Linked DNA regions of Mus musculus: all the other regions are linked to region 3. Evidence: chromatin contacts called from ENCODE Hi-C or POLR2A ChIA-PET data. All regions are on one chromosome and are shown on one strand. Each heading gives the region's core, a stretch centred on a gene start or an enhancer-like site at or near the end of the contact. The rest is flanking DNA. Distances are from core to core; before and after follow the strand shown. Region 1 holds the start of Wnt1 (wingless-type MMTV integration site family, member 1). Region 2 holds the start of Arf3 (ADP-ribosylation factor 3). Region 3 holds the start of Fkbp11 (FK506 binding protein 11).

Region 1 (3,608 bases), core at 828-3,327, 62 kb before region 3:
AAGGTTCATGAGGAAGCGTAGGTCCCGCCCCTTCTCCCCGGAGTCCACGAACTCTCGGCCAAAGAGGCGACCAAAATCGATGTTGTCACTGCAGCCCCCCCAGTGCCAGTCGGGGCCCCCAGGGCCGCGCCGCCGGTAGTCGCAGGTGCAGGACTCGATGGAGCCTTCGGAGCAGGAGCGCGCCACGGAATGTGTGACCCCGGCGGAGGTGATTGCGAAGATGAACGCTGTTTCTCGGCAGCCTGTGGGTGAAGCGACCCCGCATCAGTTGAGAGAAGGCGTGGGGCCAACTCAGCACCCTGTTTGGAAGACTTGGTACCCTACAGTCCAACATCCTTGGAGTCATGTGTGCGAAGCATGGAATGCCCTCCTCTCTAAGCTTTACTGAGACTCCAGAGCCTTAGCAGAGCAGCTCCAAGGGGAGATTCCCAAGTAGAACAAATCTGCATAGCCAAGATCGCTACTAGTATTGGCAGTGCAAACTTTGCTGGGTGCGAAGCACAACCCTAGCTAGCCCTCAGAGATCAGCTTCCCAGGTACCTTTGAGGAAGGCTAGGGAAAAACAGCTGTCGCCCAGCGCCCACGATCCGGAATTCCCTTTCTGTGGGCCAGTGGCTCAGCAACGTTAAAGATCATGCTCACAACGCAAGGCTAGAAAGAATCTGGTGCTGACCTACGGTAACTGCCGGCACCAGGCGATTCTCAGTTTGATCACATATAACCCTGGGATGTCTTCCCTGCCTTCGCCCGCCTATGCCCTGGAGATGACCCTGCTTTTCCCTTAATCCCGGAAGCGTCGCTTTCCTGGGCACCCACCTCGGTTGACGATCTTGCCGAAGAGGTGGGGCCCCGGAGCAGTGGGGCAGTTCCAGCGGCGGTTTCGGAATTGCCATTTGCACTCTCGCACAGCGCTCTGGAGCCCTCCACTCACGCTGTGCAGGATCCCCGGGTTCTGTCGGATCAGTCGCCGCTGCTTGCGGCTCAGCAGCTGCAGACTGGGCTCGAGCACCAGCTGCAGACTCTTGGAATCCGTCAACAGGTTCGTGGAGGAGGCTATGTTCACGATGCCCCTGGCGGGATGCATAAGGGTTCAGTCCAGGGGAGGGGACCTGCATCCTAACCATACAGGCTGTACCACCCTATCCTTGCCTGGCCCTGAGCTCCAGAGTCTAGTGAGTGGACAGAAAAGGCATGGCTACCTTAGCTCTTCCTTTCTTCAAGTCAGCCCCCGAGGAGAAACCCCACCTGCAGCCTTGCCCACCTTGAAAAACTTAGGAATTCCACTCCCTCACCTCAAAGCTAATATCTGGTTTTTTTTTTTTTTTTTTTTTTTTTTTTGGTTCAAGACCTAAGGGACACCTGAGCACCCACCACAGCGAGGTTGGGACCTGTTGCTCAGCAGAAACGGGGTCGTATTAAATGGGAATGGTCTCTGAGCCTGGTGTATCTGGGCTTCTGCATGCCAATGATGTGCCCCCACTTCAGCAGAGCTAGTTCTAGGTGTGAGCACCCTGGATGTGAAGTCACAATGCACGAGGGGGGTCTGTAGGTTGGTGATCCCCACAGCGTGGGAGCTGGGTAAGGCCCGTGCCTGGCTCTTTGCCCCAGGACAAGTGGCGGACCCCGTACTAGCTCACTTACCACCATCGGCCACTACTGTTGGCAGCCAGGGCTGCGGGCAGAGCGGTCAGTGCCAGTAGCAACGTAGTAGAAACCCAGCTGGGCAGCAGCGCCCAGAGCCCCATGGCCTGCCTGGCCTTGCTGGTTCTGTGCTGCGGTTCTGACGACTGTGGTTGCTGTCCGCGACGGTGGGACTGGACACAGCGGTGAGGGCAGTGATGCGAGTTCCCAGGCTGGCTCTAATAAGTCTGGAGGCGGGCCGCAGGCAGCATGGTTCGCTGTCCTGGCTGCTGGGCTGAAGCAGCCACTGCGGGAGGCACCGCCTCTTATAGGCCTCTTATAGTTGCGGCGCTGACTGCAGTGAGAAGAGGCTGCCCCTCCGGGCCCGGGCGGCACTAAAAGCACCAGGGCGCACTGGTCAGGGCCACAGACAATGAGTGGCGAGCGAAGCTGTGGCTCTTGCCGGTCTGAGCAAAGAGCTGACAGGCTAACCGTCGGGGCTCACCCCCGCCCCCTGCCTGGTGGCCCCCGCCTCCAGGTCTGCACTGGCCGCCGACCCCTCCCCTTGGGATGGCCTCCCACGCGCGCCGGCCTCACTCTTCTGCGCGTCCGGAGCCCGTCGGGGACCAGCATCCGCCAGGGGGCGCGGAGACAATGCGCTGGGGACAACCTGTTTGCAGCCTGGATTGCCTCCCCCACACGCGCCGGTGGGGCTGTCCTCTCGAAGTCCGTCTCCTCTGTCCCCCCTACGCTGTGGTCTCTTCTCTTCCCTATTCTGAATGGCAGGATGAAAGTTGTGGTTCTAGCCAGCGACTCCGTGGAGACACTTCCTCACCCAGGAACCCCGACGGCTGGACAGAGAAGGAAAAGAAGGAGACAGAGCATGGGTGGAGCTGTGGTCAGGGATTCCCGGGCGTGGGGTGTAGGGGTAGGCTGAGCAAACCGAGCTGGTGGCAGTGAGAAACTCAGAAGCGCCCAGCAGTTTGCCTCTGTGGGCTAGGGGGAGTGTAAGCGTCGGTGTGTCACCCGTGAGATTAAGTCAAAGTGTACATGTGTTCTGAGGGTGCACGCTCCTGTGTATTGGTGTATCCAGAAACTTCTAACGAAGAACATTTTGAGCCCTTTCCAAATAATTGTGTAATTTGGCTCAGGACAGGGAGAGCATGAAGTCATTTTGTTACAGTCACCACTTAACGCAGTGTATCAGGAAGGAGGTGGGGCTGTGACAGGAGACGTCCAGAAGGCTGCAATTGTGTTTGCAGGTGGGTGCATGAGTGTGTGTGTGTGTGTGTGTGTGTGTGTGTGTGTGTGTTTGTGATTAACGACGTGCACTCATAGGTGTCATTCTGTCGCTCTGGGTACCTAGTGTCACCCTATGGCACCTTGAGTCAACCTGTGCTTATCATTAGATGTGCTAGTCATGAAGATGAACCGGGCTTGTTTCTCTGGCAACTAGGCTCAGAAAGGATAGGACCACCAGCCGAGTAGCTGTCAGATGGAGCTGAAGACCTGAGGGAAAGAATGCTTGTGGGAAGAAGCTGGCTCCTTTTGGTTTTGTTGTTGCTGGTTTTGTGACCGGATCTTGCTGTGTGACCCTACCTAACATAAAGGTTTAATATGTAGAACCCATGATGGTCCAGTGACTGCTGGGATTACAGGCCTATTCCGCCACCGTACCTGCCCAACTCAAGATGAACATAATTGGGGGGAATGAGAGATGGCTCAGTGGCTAAAAGCACTGACTGCTCTGCCAGAGGCCCCGGACTCTGTTCTCAGCACCCAAGTGGTGGCTTATAGCCACCTGTAACTCCAGTTCCAGGGAATCAGGTGATGTCTGAGCCCCACTGACACCAAGCACACACAGGTGCACGTATACATACATACATACATACATACATACATACATACATACATACATAAAATAAATCTCCTGAAACAGTTTTTTAAAGAAAGATTAGCAAATTTGTGCCTCCATGTGTTTCCTGATT
Region 2 (4,117 bases), core at 575-3,074, 35 kb before region 3:
ACCTGGCTCCCAGCACCACGTGGAACAACTGCTTGTAACTTTGTCTCCAGAGAATGTTACATTTTTTTCTCCCTGTAGTAGATATCCACACTTACAGGCACCTACTCACACACAGAGACGTATGTGCGTAGGTACAGTTAAAAATAAATCCATTTGGCTGGATGTGTGACAAATACCTTTAATCTAAGCACTCAGGAGGCAGAGGCAGGCAGATCGTATTTGAGTTCAATGCCAACTTGGTCTATAAAGTGAATTCCAGGCCAGGTGGGGCTACATAGTGAGCCCCTGTCTCAAACACAACAATAACAAATATATATATTTTAAAGCTGAATGCCTGTGGTGTAATGAAAGCATTCCTAAAGTAAGATGGGGGATGATGCCAGGAGAATCACACAGAGCTAGCCTAGAGTGTGCACTGCAGCAGCAGAAACCAGAGATCCTGGCCCAACGAGGGAAAAAAGTCAAGAACAGCGACTCCCAAAAGGTGTCCTCTCTAACCTCCACATCTTGCTAGAGCACAAGTGCACCCGCAATCTCTCATACAAGCACACACACACAGAGTTAATAAATGGAGGGAAAAACGAGCAAAAACCAGAGCTTAACAAAGGCTCTCAACAGCATTGAGTCCTGAGTGGGGACAAATATAATTCTCTTCGTTATAAGCAAGTTCCTTGCTGTCCATCTCTTCGTTAACCATCTCTGGCTGTTCTGGAGCCTGCTCTGTAAATCAGACTGACCTTTAACTCACAGACATCCACCTGCCTCTGCACCCTAGTCTCCAGTGCTGGGATTAAAAGCTTGTGCCACCACCGCCCCCAGCCAGTCCTGTAATTTTTGAGGTAAACAAGAGAAGACAAACTGGTATAAAGGTATAAACCAGAGACAGATGTGACAAGAGATAGATTCTGTTCCCAGCCTATGTTTTGGAGGGAGAGAAGAGTTATAACGCTGCACCAAGCTCTTATACTTGATGCATTTAAAGAACGCAGTGGGGGCTGGTGAGATGGCTCAGTGGGTAAGAGCACCCGTTTCTGGCGAGGACCCTTCTAGCTCAGATTCTAACATAGCTTGTGGCTAGAGTCTCAGGCAGTGTCTCCATCATGTCAAAAGATGAGTGTCAGGGAAGGAAGGCGGGGTCCTGGGTGCGCTTTCCTGGGGATACTAAAATCCAGACTCATCTAGAGAGACTTCATGAGAGCCGCCTCTGAGTTTCTGCCCTCTGCCTTTCAGCCTCAACCTCCTAGACGACCCCATCCAGATGTTTCCTCTAGTATCTGGAATGCATCGTTCTTTCTCCTCTTCCTTTATGGGAAAGGATCTCAGAGAAAGCATCCTTAGGAACTAGGGAGCAGAGCGGATTAGCAGGTGGGGTGCGAGTGATGCGCTGTTTATTTGGAATAAGACTGGACTAGAGCAGGATACAGCAACCGTTTTCATCCTCCATGCTCCACATGGGCTCTGCTTAAGAAACCCCGGAGACTCCCTGGTCCGAGCCCTGTGGCCAGCGCAGCCAGGATGTGGCAAGGTCCCGGAGCTCGCTCTGCTCGGGAGCCTCACCTCAGTGCCCACAGCCCCCTCTACACGCCGTGCCTTCCGATCCTCCAGCCCCCACACAGGCCCCCGCCTAGGCTCAGCTTCAGCACCGGCTGCTTTTGCTGCAGCCGCTGCCATGGTGATGGGTCTCGCGAGAACTGCCGCTCGCTACCGCGCACTTCTCGCGCGATCGTGGAGGTGGGAAGTAGCCCGGGCTGGGGGTGGGTGTTCGCCGCACAGCTCCTGTCGCCGTCGCGGCTTCCGGTGCTAGGTGGAGGGCGGGCAGGAGGGAGCCGGGGAGCGGGCCAGCGGACCATCTTCACCGCGGTCGGGTCGGCTTGCGGAGCGGGAGGCAGCGGCCGGAGAGCCGGGCGGAACCTGCGGGGGCGGAGGCGGCGGTGGCAGCCGCGGCGCAGGGAGCAGGAACAGGTTCGGAGCTGGGGAGGGAAGGCGGGTCCGGGCAGGGAAGAGGCTGGGTCCGGGTGGGAGCCCGAGGCCCCCGGCCGCGGTCCGGCTCGCACCGTCTGGGCGAGGTGCTGGTGTGGGGGGTGATCCTCGCTGAGCTTGGGGACCCCAGCCCCACTCCTGTCCCCGCAGCCGAAGGACGCCGAGCTGGGGTGGGGGCGGGGGGCGCACACGGATTTGTCCTCCGCCTCCCCCGAGGGTGCGACCTGGGCTGCAGAGGTGAGCTTGGGAGGGTTGGGGACGAGGGGGAGGCAGGCTGACCTGTGGGAGGGGGACGCGGGGGCGGTGTGGCTGTTTGGCTCTCTTTTCCTTGGGTTTAAAGGGCTGCGAGGAACGCTGCCTTTTCTCTCTCCCTCCCCCGCCCGAGCTGTGGGGGAACCAAAGAAAAGCCGTGCCGTGCCGTGGTTATTCTCCTCCCTCACCCAGCGCGAGGCGTGGGGGGCCGGGGCTTAGTATCAGGGCCTACTGGTGGGGCTCGGCTGGCTGCGCACGGTCCTCACGGAGGTGGCGCTCTGCTCTGGGGTGTTGGGAAGAGGGCAGCAGGTGGGGAGAGGGTGGAGAGGAGGCTGGAGACGGGGGAGGGGGACCTGAGCTAGCTCGGAGGAGAGAGGTGGGGCCTTCCTCCCCCAGGCGGAGCGGGGGCGGTGTCACCGAAGGAGGGAGCAGCTTGTCACTGGCCCTGAGTTTGTGTCTTCCAATCCGCTTTCTTTCTCTAGGAAGTACCAGGATTCCCGGAACAGAAAATGAAGCCTTTGCTTAGCATGCCAGTCCTTTTTGAAGGAAGGAGGGGGAGGTGGGGAGGTGAAGTTCCCTGTTAAAACCTCAGGGTCCTTTAGTTAAGTCGTAACTCTTTGGAGAGACTTGTTTTTTTTTTTGGGGGGGGGGGAGAGGGTCTCTGGGCCAGGAAGAATGTAGTGGAGGGTTATGTATGTGGTCAGGACTAAGAAGAAAATAGTGAGGTCATTAGGGAGACGGGTAATGTAAAACCCGTCTCTGCCACTGTTGCATTGGGTCACCCTTGGGTCCATGGCATGAAAGTTTTATTGGGAGGAGATCTGCTGCAGGAGTCTGATTGCTTGAGTCATTGCAACAGGATAGAATCTAGTCTCTGCATACCTCCATCTGTGACCCCAGGCAGGGGGATAGGGAACTGTCTTTGCTGCCATTTTGTCTTAGACCTGTTTGGGGATAGTATCCCCACTGTGTGCTGCAGTGGCCATTGGGTTGGCCTTTGGCATGTTGGACCTGCGCTTGAGTACATTGTTAAAGGCCGTTTTAAGAAAGGCCCATCCACTTACATTCAGCTTTTCACACAAGGAGTCACTGACCTTGGAGGCAGCTGGAAAGGGCTCCCAGGTGTCACACAGTCACTCCTGCACAGTTTTCCTTCTTTCTCTCCTTCCTTTCCCCCTCCCTTACTCCTTTGTTTGTTTGAGATGCAGTGCCCTTGCTCGCCTCAACCTACCAGCTGCCTGCCGCTGTCTCTGGAGTGCTGAGGTTGACCTGGGAACCGAGGCAGACCCTTACTTCCTTTTTTGAGACAGGCTGGATTTGAATCTTGCTTTTGTAAGAACACGGGATAGCAATGCATAGAACTGCGCAAGGTTTCTAGCTACTGCTTAAGGAAGAGGTAGTGCAGCGAGGGGAAGGAGTTCTCTACTGATGAGAAGGAGAAACTTCTTTAAAGCCAGGGTTGTTAAAGTTGAGGCTGTGGCTGACAGAAACTGGGATCTGCTTCCTCACATAGCTTTGGAAGTAGATACCAAGAGGCCTGTGAGTCAGAGCACACCAGTGCTTTGGCTAACGGTGTGCTTAGAGGCGGGATGCCGCAGTGATTGAAGCTGGGTTGTAGAGACAGACAAGATGGGGCCAGGCTCACCTCCTGCCTGTGCTGTCCCGAGCTGTCCCATGCTGTCCTGTTGTATACATTTGATAACTTACTTGTTCGCACTTAGGTTTCATTTTTCCTTTTGCATAAGGAGAGTCATGGTAGCAGCTACCTAGTAGGCTGTCGTGAGAGTTAAATGAGATAAGTGAAAAGTCCTGAGAACTGCATAGGGCACACAGCACATGCTGACTGCCCACCGTCATGTAGTGTGGCACCAACACTCAGGCAGGG
Region 3 (3,636 bases), core at 642-3,141:
GGTAGAAAGTGGCACACATCTTTAATCCCAGCACTCAGGAAGCAGAGGCAGACAAATCTCTGCGTTCCAGGACAGCCTGGTCTATAGAGCAAGGTCCAAGCCAGCCAGGTTTACACAAAGAAACCTAGTGTGGAAAAGACAAAACCAACCAACCAAAACAAAACAAGCATTCTCTCACTGAGCTACCTCCCTAGCCACATGCACAGAAGTTAGGCACACATTTGACGGGTTTAAAGTGCATCTATAAAACCCCATATCCTCAAGACACAGCATGCTACCAACCCCAGGAATTCCTGCCGCCTGTGGCTTCAGTTAGTATTTGAGGGGGGTTTTATGTAGCCATGCTGGGGTTCAAGGTGTGCACCACCCTATCCCACTGTACCAATTCAGGTTCCAGTGTTTTGTTTTTGTTGCTTCTTTAAAGAGAGTTTGACTGTGTAGTCCTACATGGCCTGAAACTCAGGAATTTGTCTGCCTCTGCCCCCTGAGTGTTGGAATTAAAGGTGTGTACCACAACATCTGGAAGGCAGGGTTTTGCTTTTTTTTTTTTAAGATTTATTTTTATTGTGTATATGGACACTAGACGAGGGCATTGGAGTCCTTGGAGCTAGAGTTACAGACTTTTTGAGCCATCTGATGTGTGTGCAGGGAATTGGTCTTTGGAAGAGCAGCAAACTCTCTTAAGCACTGAGCCATCTATCCAGCCTCTGACAATGAGCATTTAAAAAATAATTCCTGGGTTAGGGGTGTTAACTAAGGCGCTTGCCAGGTATGAGCAGAGCCCTGCCTGGACTGGATCCCCAATACCACAAAGCCACCCCCAGAGAACATGAGAGCTTAATTAGAATGATAGCATTATATATGGAGGCACTCGCTAATGGGGCTGGAAGAGGAAATCCCAAAGGAAACTGGTTGGGTATTAGAGATGGAAGAAATCTCAGAATGTCGGTACAGGAGAACCACCAAGACAGCCAGGTCAGGGAGGTCAGGTTCTTCCAAATAAGAGGAAGTGTGTGTTGGGTGTGTGTGTGTGTAGTCTGAGCTGCTGGCCAGACACACAGGTGGAATTGTGTTTACAACCGGTATCAATGCTAAAGAAGACAACGAACCAAGAAACAGCCTGAGAATAAATATGGTATGGAAGGACACCATGCCAGACAGCCTTTGAGTGAGTGACCAGGAGCTGGGTACCACAGCTTAGGTTGTCAGTGAGTGTTCAGACCATGAAATTCGAAACTGGTAAGGCTGCCTAAAATTACTTGAGCCCCCTTTAAAAACTGAAGTCCTTGCATAAACACAAGACTGGTGTCCGTGCTGCTGTTGTGAAAAGGATTTGTGGAAAACAGGAAGGAAACGCCATTGCTGGTAGGAGAAGATCTGTGATGGATCACTTTTTACAGGAAGATGCCCCGTAATGCTTCCCAAGACAGGAGGCTGGAGAAGCCGCCAGCTCTTTCTGGACATACCCGAGAGCAGAATGAACAGGAGTGTGAAGGGTCAGCCGACTTGGACACCTGCCTCTGGGCTTAGTGGAAAGGGACAGATCTTAGAAGACCGAGCAGAGCACAAATGCTAGCCCTGTGCTTGAGTACTGTCACCAGTTGCCATGTTAACCTTGGGCAAGTGCCCTAGCTATGAAATGGGGACAAGTGTGTGCCTCCCTTTCCTGGCCATTCGCAGGTTAGAGACAAACGAACGCCCCTCTTTACAGTTGGTAATGGCAAATATGTGCTATTACATGATCCAGCCGTCGTCATGGGTCAGAAAGACTGTTAGATGGGTCACCATCCGCGACCTCCATCACAGGTTAGGGAATTCTGCAGTCTCTTCCCCTCTAGGAGGTGGGGACAAAGTGGAGGGAGGGCTGCAAGAGGAGGAGGAGGAGGAGCTAGCGCCTTGAAAACCCGCCCATACCAGTCTGGCCTGGAGTGAGGGAACCCGTCCTGGTCGCGTGCACCCGAACAGCCTGCCCTGGTATCCTGGTGCTCTGACCCGGTCCAATCATGACCCTGAGCCCTTTGCTCCTACCACTCCAGCTGTTACTGCTGCTACTGTTCAGTGGGGCGGTGTGCCGGGCTGAGGCTGGGCCAGAAACCGAAAGTCCTGTCCGGACCCTCCAAGTGGAGACCCTGGTGAGGAGACTGTGGTGCCACTCCCCTCCCCCCACCCCATGTCCCGCCGTTCCCCTTTACGGCCAGGGATCGCGGGGAAGCCTGGGACTCTAAATGGTCCTGTGAGAGTGAAGAGGAAAGAAGCGAAGGAACTGAGTTGGGGGAAAAGGTGCTGGGTCTCCAGAGGAGCTTAGGAGGAGCAGCCTTGACCCTTGTAGTCTGATCGTAGGTGCAGCCCCCTGAATCGTGCACGGAATCTGCTGCCATTGGAGACACGCTCCACATACACTACACGGTGAGGGGCTTGGGGGTCCGGGGCGTGGCCTGGGAGGGGCGGCGCCCGGCTGAAACACGTCAGCTTTGGCTTGGACACGTGGCAAGCTATCCTAGAGAACTTGAGTCCTAGGATCAGCCCGCACGTGGGGGCGTCCTCTCGCCTGCTTCTCTTTCTTCCTTGTTTTCTGCCGATTCCTCTCCAGCGCTGAGAAAAGAAGGATAGAGAGAGCTCCAAGAAGCGCCAGCCCCGTGGGGCTTCCTGTTCCTTCTTGCCCATGGTGGTGGTGGGTGGAAGGAGATGGGGACAGGACACAAGTTTGTTAAAGGGGTTGCTTCCTTCCGGGTGGTCCCAAATTGTGGGAAGAATGGTGGGTTTAGACCCACCATTTTTTTTTGTCTTCAGGGCAGTTTGGTAGATGGACGCATTATTGACACTTCTCTGACCAGAGATCCTCTGGTCATAGAACTCGGCCAAAAGCAGGTGATTCCAGGTATGTGCCCCGTGCCTCTGACCTCTCCCTAGCCTAAGCCCTTGCTTGCTTGCCGGCTGTATTGCTCTGGAACAGCCGCTAGAATGAAAAGGATCCCAAGGCTCTCCCGCTACCTCAGACTCCACTTCTAACACTCTTCTTGCCCCACACATCACTGCGGCAGAGAGTCTGAGAAGTGGAGCTAAGCTCATTTGATGACGGGGAGCCTTTGATTTTCCTCTTGGGTACTGTGGGGAAGATATGTAGCTTCTAGTTCAGTTTTGCCTTCTTCCTCAAGGTCTGGAGCAGAGCCTTTTGGACATGTGTGTGGGGTGAGTATCTGAAGGCCGGGGCCTGACTGCTCCTTTTTCCGGGTAGAAGGTTTCTCTGTCATCCCTTCTCCAGTGGCAGGACGTTGTAGAGTAAAGGGCCCCTGACTTCATACTGGAGAGGTGCAGGTTAATGGGAACCCCCCCCCCAGGGCATCTCTCCAGCTGTCAGTTTTGTTGGGGGAGGCTGAGTGCTGTGGGGAGATTGGTGACTTTGCTGATCCACCTGTCAGGTGGAGAATTTCATATTTTGGTGTCGCTATCTGAGGAGGGGGGTAAGGCACTTCAGATGGGCTGAGGCTGCCAGCTCACCCCCCTCCTGCCTGCAATCCCTGTTCCTTCCCTCAGAGAGAAGCGAAGAGCAGTCATTCCTTCTCACCTGGCTTATGGAAAGCGAGGGTACCCGCCATCTATCCCAGGTAACCTAACCAGGCCTTTCTCCTGCCTGTC

The links. A loop is a pair of places that touch in the nucleus more often than their neighbours do. ChIA-PET counts read pairs that join two places held with the same protein, here RNA polymerase II (POLR2A).
Region 1: a loop to region 3 is called in a map of heart, with 2.1 times the contacts of the local background. The contact joins the promoter of Wnt1 here to the promoter of Fkbp11 in region 3. A Hi-C loop is called at or near these places in 7 of 37 maps with a recorded cell type or tissue (CH12.LX, adrenal gland, heart and 2 more). POLR2A ChIA-PET finds 5 or more read pairs at or near these places in 3 of 5 experiments (Patski and embryonic stem cell).
Region 2: POLR2A ChIA-PET joins it to region 3 with 42 read pairs in embryonic stem cell. The contact joins the promoter of Arf3 here to the promoter of Fkbp11 in region 3. A Hi-C loop is called at or near these places in 1 of 37 maps with a recorded cell type or tissue (T-helper 17 cell). POLR2A ChIA-PET finds 5 or more read pairs at or near these places in 4 of 5 experiments (Patski and embryonic stem cell).

The regions. Positions count from the first base shown.
Region 1 is chr15:98,788,326-98,791,933 of GRCm38, reverse strand. It overlaps Wnt1 (wingless-type MMTV integration site family, member 1), which reads right to left and starts at 2,077. Exons shown (of 4, transcript NM_021279.4): 1 at 1,642-2,077; 2 at 817-1,070; 3 at 1-242. The coding sequence starts at 1,745.
Region 2 is chr15:98,760,825-98,764,941 of GRCm38, reverse strand. Arf3 (ADP-ribosylation factor 3) reads left to right here and starts at 1,824. Exons shown (of 5, transcript NM_007478.3): 1 at 1,824-1,962. It overlaps LOC115488470, which reads left to right and starts at 2,896. Exons shown (of 1, transcript XM_030248862.1): 1 at 2,896-4,117. The coding sequence starts at 3,030. The coding sequence ends at 3,494.
Region 3 is chr15:98,726,453-98,730,088 of GRCm38, reverse strand. It overlaps Fkbp11 (FK506 binding protein 11), which reads left to right and starts at 1,891. Exons shown (of 6, transcript NM_024169.4): 1 at 1,891-2,132; 2 at 2,341-2,406; 3 at 2,791-2,878; 4 at 3,156-3,189; 5 at 3,535-3,605. The coding sequence starts at 2,004.